Linked DNA regions of Homo sapiens: all the other regions are linked to region 1. The links are chromatin contacts, found by Hi-C in ENCODE. All regions are on one chromosome and are shown on one strand. The core of a region is the stretch at or near the end of the contact, and the rest is flanking DNA. Distances in the headings are between cores, read along the strand shown.

The links. Hi-C counts contacts between places; a loop is a spot of excess contacts on that map. Pooled maps may share reads with other maps.
Region 2: a pooled map shows a loop between it and region 1 (7-fold over the local background). The contact joins two enhancer-like sites. A Hi-C loop is called at or near these places in 4 of 37 single-sample maps with no recorded cell type and 4 of 50 pooled maps.
Region 3: a loop to region 1 is called in a map with no recorded cell type, with 8 times the contacts of the local background. The contact joins two enhancer-like sites. A Hi-C loop is called at or near these places in 8 of 37 single-sample maps with no recorded cell type and 5 of 50 pooled maps.

What each region holds. Positions count from the first base shown.
Region 1 is chr5:77,934,728-77,937,798 of GRCh38, forward strand. The region is part of intron 1 of LOC101929154 (a long non-coding RNA gene); the gene reads left to right. Among named protein-coding and RNA genes, the nearest start is that of TBCA, 160 kb to the left of the region's middle. RefSeq lists silencers at 306-480, 2,401-2,570. Within about 2 kb of position 1,429, at least 3 of the 41 ENCODE cell types and tissues checked have a DNase peak (open chromatin) inside an H3K27ac peak, as active enhancers do.
Region 2 is chr5:77,717,527-77,720,597 of GRCh38, forward strand. All of the region lies in intron 1 of TBCA (tubulin folding cofactor A), which reads right to left. Among named protein-coding and RNA genes, the nearest start is that of TBCA, 57 kb to the right of the region's middle. Within about 2 kb of position 1,630, at least 2 of the 41 ENCODE cell types and tissues checked have a DNase peak (open chromatin) inside an H3K27ac peak, as active enhancers do.
Region 3 is chr5:78,108,368-78,111,438 of GRCh38, forward strand. It overlaps AP3B1 (adaptor related protein complex 3 subunit beta 1), which reads right to left. Exons shown (of 27, transcript NM_003664.5): 20 at 1,840-1,987. Among named protein-coding and RNA genes, the nearest start is that of AP3B1, 180 kb to the right of the region's middle. Within about 2 kb of position 1,629, at least 3 of the 41 ENCODE cell types and tissues checked have a DNase peak (open chromatin) inside an H3K27ac peak, as active enhancers do.

The DNA of each region.
Region 1 (3,071 bases), core at 179-2,678:
TTTCCGAAGAAGTTTCCCACAGGCTCACCACCATATTACGTATTCAAGGAAAATCAACAACTTTGAACTATACCAGAGAGAGTGGTTTTCTTGAATCTGTCATGTCCTATCTTTTTTGTTTTGTTTTGTTTTTGAGATGGAGTCTCGCTCTGCTGCCCAGGCTGGAGTGCAGTGGGGAGATCTCGGCTCACTGCGAAGTCCACCTCTCAGGTTCCAGTGATTCCCCTGTCTCAGCCTCCTGAGTAGCTGGGATTACAAGTGACCACCACTATGCCTAGCTGATTTGTGTATTTTTAGTAGAGACGGGGCCAGGCTGGTCTTGAACTCCCGATCTCAAGTGATCCACCCACCTCGGCCTCCCAAAGTGCTGGAATTACAGGCGTGAGCCGCTGCGCCGGGCCTCATGTCCTATCTTAATAGAATGGACAAGTCCAGGCTTCGAGTTTCCTCGGCTCTAACTGGAATATTACAGCCATTCTACAGGAAATCCAAAGCCCAGAATGACCCTTGGATCCAGAGAAGCAGCCAGAAATATACCATGTACAAACGTGAAATTTTTAAAAGCAGAAAACCAATTGAACATAAAGTAGGTTCCCAAATACATAGAAAATAAATGTAGACAGATAAAATATTGGAAAAAAATAAGGCATAACATTAATTATTTCTTAATTGTGAAAATAGCATGATTTGTTCCTCTTATCTTTCACATATTTCAGTACGTTTCAGCAATGAGTGGGTGTTATTTTCAAAATCATAAGAACATTTTGGTATAAAGATCTATTTTTATTTCAAAGAAGATTCTAAGAACTTTCACATGACGATGAATTCTTCAAAAACACAGTTTTCACAAGCCCTGTCACAGATCCTTCTGGAGACCCGCATACTTCTAGTGTTTGCCCTGACGAATGCCAGTTCTGTTCTTCAAGATTTGCTTGTCAGAAAATGAAGACACACAGAATGAGTTATTTCAGCAGGAAGTGTTCCAGGATTCTGGAAACAGATGATGCTTTCTTTCAGCCTGTTGTCATTCTTCTCCTTCACCAAGATATTGTCGTCATCACTCTGGGTTTAACTCAGCTTGACAGTAGCCACACTTCCATGTTGCTCTTCATCTCTTCCTTTGGTAAAAGTCTGCAAATTGAGGCTCAGCTAACAGCTATTTCATACTAATCAGACACTGGGTCTAAATTAGAACCAAGAAAAGGTCTATGGCAAGATAGGGTGAGGCCACAGCGACATTTTATGCTCTGGATCACCCCTCATGAATGCTTACTAGGCCATTTGCTCTCCTCTTTTACAGGCGAGAGGGTTGTGGCTCTCACTACCTATCATAAACTATGGCAGCGTAACCCTTCACTTGCTTTTCTTATTCACTTCCAGTTTGTGCTGCTGCTAAAATATTCTGCTTCTCAGCTGCCAGTATCGGCGTCTAAATCATCCCCAGTCCAAGGCGCCAGCTCTTCTGGTGCAGAAACCACAGACTCAGCAGCCAGGATGTCATCAGCATACTCGAGATTACATCATCTCCTTCTGCCAACCTTAATACCACTATGGTAACCATCAACAGCAATACCCATGATTATTTCAGTAGAAATATTGAACAGATGTGACAGCCTTGTCAAACTCCTTTGCTGGTGTCCAACCACTCTGTTATACCTTTTGCAATTCTAAAATCTCTCTTCTGGCCATAATAGAGACAGCACATGCTGACCTCCCGCTAGGGAAACTGCTCCCATAGCGTCAGTTGGCATATCAAAGACTAACTACGAACACCACCTTATATACACAGTGCTTTACAGCCTGCTAATCATTTTTGCAGACATTCTCCTTTTTGACTCTCAAGCCAGCTGAGACAGCTGTGGTATAAGTTGAAAGGGCACTGGAGTTTCTGTCAGGAGTTTTGACTTTCTTGGTTGCTTACTACCTTTGAAATCTTGAGCAAATCACTCTGAGCTTGTTTTTTGTCAGTAAAATACTTCTTGTTCTCAACCTAACTTGAAAAACAAATGAGGTGGTACATTTAAAAATAATAAATTATGAAGATAGTTACTCAAACTAATACTTGTACATGAATGTTTCTATCAGCACTATTCACAATAGCCAAAAGGTGAAAACACCAAAATCTCTAGCAACAGACGAATGGATAAACAAAATGTGGTATATCCAGACAATAGGATATTTGTCAACCATAAAGAGGAATGGGCCAGGCGCAGTGGCTCATGCCTGTAATTTCAGCATTTTGGGAGGCTGAGACTGGCAGATGATTTGCGGTTAGGAGTTCAAGACTAGCTTGGCCAACATGGTGAAACCCTGTCTCTGCTAAAAAATATAAACATTAGCTGGGTGAGGTGGTGGCGTGCACCTGCAATCCCAGCTACTTGGAGGCTGAGGCAGGAGAGTTGCTTGAACCTGAAAGGTGGAGGTTGCAGTGAGCCGAGATTGTGCCACTGCACTCCAGCCTGGGCAACAAAGTGAGACTCCGTCTCAGAAAAAAGAGGAACAAAGTATTGAAACATGCTACAGTGTGGCTGAACCCAGAAAACATTATGCTAAGTGAAAGAAGCAAGACACACAAGATCACATATTATATGATCCCATTTATATGAAATACTCAAAGTAGGTCAATCCATAGAGGCAGAAAGCAGATTGGTGGTAGCCAGAGGCTAGGAAGAAGCAGGAAGAGGGGGTGACTGCTTAGTACAGGGTTTTCTTTTGGGGTGATAAAAATGTTTTGGAACTAGATAGAGGTGGCTCTTGCCCAACATTGTAAGTGTACTAAATGCCACTGAATTGTACACTTCAAAGTGGTAAATTTTGTTATATGAATTTTACCTTAATGAAAAATAATAATAAATTATAAAGCACATGAAAATCTAATTAGCATTTCTCAGGGGAAAAACAGCCTCAGGAAGATTAAGTGACTTATGAAAGAACAGAAACTTTCAAAACGAAACAAAGAAGTTCATTCTGAGGGGAGAATGCCGGTCTTTTGACAGGCCAGGAAGGGCTTCTATCCTGCTCTGGGTAGGAATAGAAGTCTAAGCTCTTAAGATGTCACCATTCTCAGCTCT
Region 2 (3,071 bases), core at 380-2,879, 220 kb before region 1:
TGTAAACTTGTTTTTGCTTTTAGTCGGGCGCAGTGGCTCACGCCTGTAATCCCAGCACTTTGGGAGGCCAAGGTGGGCGTATCACCTGAGGTCAGGAGTTCGAGGCTACCGTGACCAACATGGTAAAACCCCGTCTCTAGTAAAAATATAAAAAAATTAGCCAGGCATAGTGGTGCACGCCTGTAATCCCAACTACTCGGGAGGCTGAGGCAGGAGAATCGCTTGAAACCAAGAGGCAGAGGTTGCAGTGAGCTGAGATCGTGCCATTACACTCCAGCCTGGCAAACAACAGCGAAACTCTGTCTCAAAAGAAAAAAAAAAGGCCGGGGGCAGTGGCTTACGCCTGTAATCCCAGCACTTTGGGAGGCTGAGGCCGGCAGATCACCTGAGGTCGGGAGTTCCAGACCAACCTGAACAACATGGAGAAACTCTGTCTCTACTAAAAAATACAAAATTAGCCAGGCGAGGTGGCGCAGGCCTGTAATCCCAGCTACTCGGGAGGCTGAGGCAGGAGAAGCCCTCAAACCCAGGAGGCAGAGGTTGTGGTGAGCTGAGATCGCACAACTGCACTCCAGCCTGGGCAACAAGAGTGAAATTCTGTCTCAAAAAAACAAAAAACAAACCAAGACCACTTTGTTTTTAATAATCATGGTGGCTACTAAAGGATAATACTCAGAATAAATAATATTACCTTCTATCTACATCACATTTTCAAAGTATTTCTGTAACTTACAGGATATTAGGTGTTGAATAGTAAAATATCAAGGCCTATAAACTGCAACTTAATGGAGAGTGGGAATTAAGTAGCTAGATACTAAATCTATAGACCATTATGGGGTAAGAAGTTTCACTGTGCTTCAAAGGAAACAATATGGCACCAGGAAGTGTATCCACTTACTACTTGGATGCAGGAAGAAAAAAGTCAATTGGAAAAATGCAAGTCAACTGCATTAATTAAGAATTCTCACTAGTTCCTTAGTACGGAAGAACTAAGGTTGACATCAGAAGCTGATGATTTAGTGCTAATGGTCTATACAGTACAATGTATGTAGTTAAAATTCAGTGAGTTTTAGTCATTTTCCACCAATCCTTGTGGTCATTATAAAGTCCTAAGTGAGATTTTTCACTGTTCCCAAACTTGAGAATTATAGTTAAGATGTCAACAGTCAGCAAAACTAAGGAAGAACCTGCTACAGTATCCTCTCCTAACAAAACTTAAAATAAAACAAAAGTGTGCTACCCAGAAACACATAAAATGAGATGGGGCTGGAGATGCTGCTTGTTCTGAATGGAATGTCTCCTCTCCTCATCCTCTCCCAACCAACTCATTCTTCAAAACTTAACTCAAATAAATGTCCTGTCTTCCAGGAGGACCACTCTAACATCAATCCTTCCACTCTCCCAAGCTGACACTGTGGATCCTTTGTCTATGTATCTTCATAGCATATTTATCTGCATCATCACAATAGGTTGAAATTTTGTCTACTTCGACAATTAAAAATAAATCCCCCAAGGTGTGAAAATATGTCTCATATCACACCTAGCAGAATATATGCCTCACAGATATATTTGCTGAATGAAATAACTCATAATTACCCTGCGTGGTAAGCAGGGCAACTATCGTCAGCCTCATTTTCAAATGAGAACCTGCAATTCAAAGAAGTGAAAAGCCAGCTGTCCAAGAAACGATGAAAACAGGATGTGAAATCATGACTTCTAACTTCAAGTGTCAATATTTTCTACAGAAAATACAATCGTATGTTTAAAGTAAATGAAGCAATTTTCAAAATTTAAATTTCTTTGATCTGTTCCCAAGGTAAAATCATTCCATGGTTCAATATCTGAATAGCACAAAAGAATATACTGTGAAAAGGCAACCCACCACCTACACACCCTGACCCCAGCCACTCAGTTCCCACCACCGGAAGCAACATGTTCTCAATTTCTTGTATCCTAAATGAAAGAAAATGAATGTTTAATTTCATGGTATTTGTTACCTTATAGTTTCTCAGTAACCATTAATTAATCCATTAAACTGGAGACAGTTCAAGTTTTATTAATTGCTGAAGTAGAATATGTGCTTTAATTAATTTTAAAAAATAAGTTAGACATTTTATAAACAGCTAAAATGATGCATGTCAAACATAAAATCAGTATCACTTTTTTCAATACTATGAATCTCAAGGATTAATAAATGAATAAATCTTAGAATGAAAATTCAAAAAACACAAATATAAAACTCATTATTTCACGAATCCTCTAACCTGTCCCTTAAAAGGTCCCTCAAAGGTCCTGAGATGTCAGTGAGATTAAAAAGTGCATACTACTGAAAGGGCTAAAGACACTGTGAATAGCTTCTGCTTGAGTTTATATGAGAAAGCAATAGCACCTCCCACAGCTGCTTCATCTCCATACAAAACACTCTGACAGTTTTAATTACCACCTAAAATCACAAATCTGTCTGTACATTTGACTTTTTATCCTCTGTCCAGACCCATATCTCTAACTGCCTTTGTAACATCTCTATTTAGACATCCCCACTAGCAACTGAAGCAGGCTGAAAACTGAGATCATCATCATCTCTCTCTAAAATGATACCCTTCCCAACTTGAGCTGTCAACATAGTAATCATGCTCTCATCTCACAACCTTTGCGGTATCGTTCACTAGAAACCTCTCATTGCAACTGGTTTGGCTAAGTCTGAGAAAAACAGAAGGAAACACAGATGGATAGGGTAAAGTTCTGCATGTGAGGGGTTTTGTTTTGTTTTTAAGTGAGACTATACAATTACTAGATAAAGTAGGACTGCCTTGTGAACATCATGGGGAAAATAGCTAAGTTGTCTGCAAGCTCAATTTGAGTCAAGAGTATAATGCAGTTATTACACTTCTAAAAAAGCCAAGTCGGCCAGGCGCGGTGGCTCTCGCCTGTAATCCCAGCACTTTGGGAGGCCGAGGTGGGTGGATCACCTGAGGTCAGGAGTTCAAGACCAGCTTGGCCAACATGGTGAAACCTTGTCTCTACTAAAAATATAAAAATTAGCCAGGCGTGGTGGCGGGCCCCTGTAATCC
Region 3 (3,071 bases), core at 379-2,878, 170 kb after region 1:
GTAATTGCATGGTATACACCAAATCATTCAGAAAGAAACAGAAATAAATAAGTAGTTATGGTAGCTCCAAGGTGGAGAGTACTTATTCCAGTTGCTAAACTAAAGCAAAAAACTCCACAGTCCTGTATGCCTATTATAGATGGGAAAAGGCATTCTAATATAAAGAAAATAAGCCACCTAAGGGAAACACATGAACACAAAACTATCAACAATGTGAGCGAAACCCGAATTTCTCAAAGGCCTTGGTTCACTGCAATAGTTTGAGGTTTTTTATACTGACGTTCTATAGGAAAATATTTTTAACTATCAAGAGATTTAATCTGATCACTGAAAGTCTTTGACAAAGAAGAAACAAACAGAATCACTGACCTGGAGTGCCCCTGTGGTTTTTATCTTCTTTTGTTTTTTTCAGGGGGAGGAAGGGGTACAACACAACATGATGTTCAACCACTGTGGCTTTTTAATGGGATCCTAAAGCTCTGCTTCTAATACTACAGAGGCACTGAAGTCTATAATTTTTCAACTGTTACAAAATTTCCTAAGAATAACTTCTACCACTTGACACTCACTGATTTCTTGTTCTGTCATTTTTAAAAAATACTTCTTACTCTGGGTTGTATTTACTGTCGATTTGTAACTCTCTTTATTTTCAATAACATTTTAAACTTTCTGGTAATTTGATGTAAGTATGAAATGAGAGTACATCAGACTCACTAAGTGATAAGTTTTTATATGAGGCCAGATTAATAAACCATAAAATCTCTTAAGATTTTATGTGAATTTTTTAAAAATAAAAATCTCAGGTTATTTTATATACAGACACAAGTTTTAAATATAAATTCAAGTTTAAGATAGGTTTTAATATATGCAAGAAAATGTGAAATAAGGCAAGACAAATACTAGCCAATTTTTAAAACATTCTTTAACAATAAATCTCTGGATGGGGGAGGGCAATTGTCTACTTCAATAAATTAATTTTCATCCTTGCCTACTCAGATAACATATTGAAGAGATTCCAGTTAACAGAACAAATAAACGAAAACAATATTGGATTAAGAAGAAATTGAACTGAATCAAAGGCAGAGTTTGGCCATATTTTCAACAAACAGAATAACACAGTTGTATATAAAAATACTATACTTGAAGTCTAGCATGAACATGGTCCAGTTATAGGAAGGGGGTGATTATTAAAGACCAAAAAGATAATTATCGTTAGGTCTGAATTCTATATTTTTATTCTTTTAACTAGACTTGAAATCAGATAGAATACATTTTATATTAATAACTATATTTTTGCAATTTATACTTTATTTTTTTCCTGCTAAGCAGGCAAAATTCAGTGTTAAAAATGTTATTACCAAAAAGCATTATTATTTTATTATATAAGTGGTTCCATTTGTTTTTAAATAAATGGCTACGCAAATTCTTACTAACTAAAGAATGTATACTCTTTAATTGAAGCCTTAAAACACACTCTATTATGCAAAATGCCCAATATTTTTAAAAAGTGAATAGTCTCAATTTCTTATGATGTATGTACACTTATAATTCTTTGCTCAATACTATTTTTGTGACTTCCTTTCACTTCCCCTTCAGCAAAACCCCCCCCTTGTCACAACCTAGCCAAGAACAAAAAAGGTCATATGCGTAAGAGTTCCTTGATTTCAGTGGCAAGGGATGAGATTTTTTAAAGTTTCTAGCATTTCTGCAGAGTTGGGTTATAAGGGAAAGGCTTATCTAGAAAAAATAAAATCACAGGAGTAGATGAGGATGGTGTTGTCTATTTTAGTTGCTATAAGAATATTTACCTTCAATTACAACAAATGTATAATCTCTTACCTTAGTGACTCTTCTGGATTCAGATTCACTTTCAGGTTCTGACTCTGATTCAGAATCGGAAGAACTGTCTTCTATTGAACTAGATTCGTCATTTGAAGAATCTGAAGTTTTAGATTTTTCATTTTCCTTCTCCCCATCTTCAGAATCACTACACATAATAGTAAATTTTGAAATATGAACTTTAACTCCTTTATATAAGCAGTTTATAAAAAAATTGTTTTTAAATTCCAGAATACATTAATGAGGTAATAAAAAAGGTATTACCCATAACCAAATAAATTAGAACCCATTCAAATTCAATTCTATCCTGTCATACAAATTTCAAATGCAAAAAGTCATAAAATGACACTAAACAATATAATCAAAAGCAATGTAGAAAACATTAAATGTTTGATTTACCAAGAATTAAGTACTACCAGTAACAACGTTAAAGATATTTAGGCTGATTTTTTAAAACGCTATCTCAAAATACTGTGCCTGTGTGTGTGTGTGTGTGTGTGTGTGTGTGTATGTATGTATACATACATGTATATATATACGTATATACATATATATTCATGTATATATACGTATATATATACGTATATGAGACAGGGTCTCATTGTACAGTGGTGCAATCACGGCTCACTGCAGCCTTGACCTCCCGGGCTCAAGCGATGCTCCCATTTCAGCCTCCCAAGTAGTTGGGACTACAGGCATGCACCACCACATCCAGCTAATTTTATATTTTTTGTAGAGACAGGGTCTCACTAGGTTGCCTAGGCTGGTCTGGAACTTCTGGGCTCGAGTAGTCCTCCCAACTTGACCTCCCAAAATATTGGGATTATAGGCTTGAGCCACCACACCTGGTTTAGTAATATATTTAAATATTTATATATCTACTTCTGCTAAAATAGACTTGTATTTTATACATTTTCTACCCAAGAAAATTACTTACACAAGTTCCCAAATGTGACCTTAAACACATTCTATGAGAAAATGTTAACCAGTTCAAAGGAAATTCTTCTAAAGTACTATCTTGCTAAAAATTTAAGCTAATCAAATATAAACTTTTAAAATATCAAATGATCATACCTAAGTGCTTAACACCATTCATTTGTTCACCTGCTCAACAAATATTTATTAATTATTGACTACATGTTGGCATTATGCTAGGTGCTAAGGATAACGATGGTTAGTAAGACACAGAGGATCTCTGTGTGTCTACCCTACAGGGTCTACGGTCCACTGGA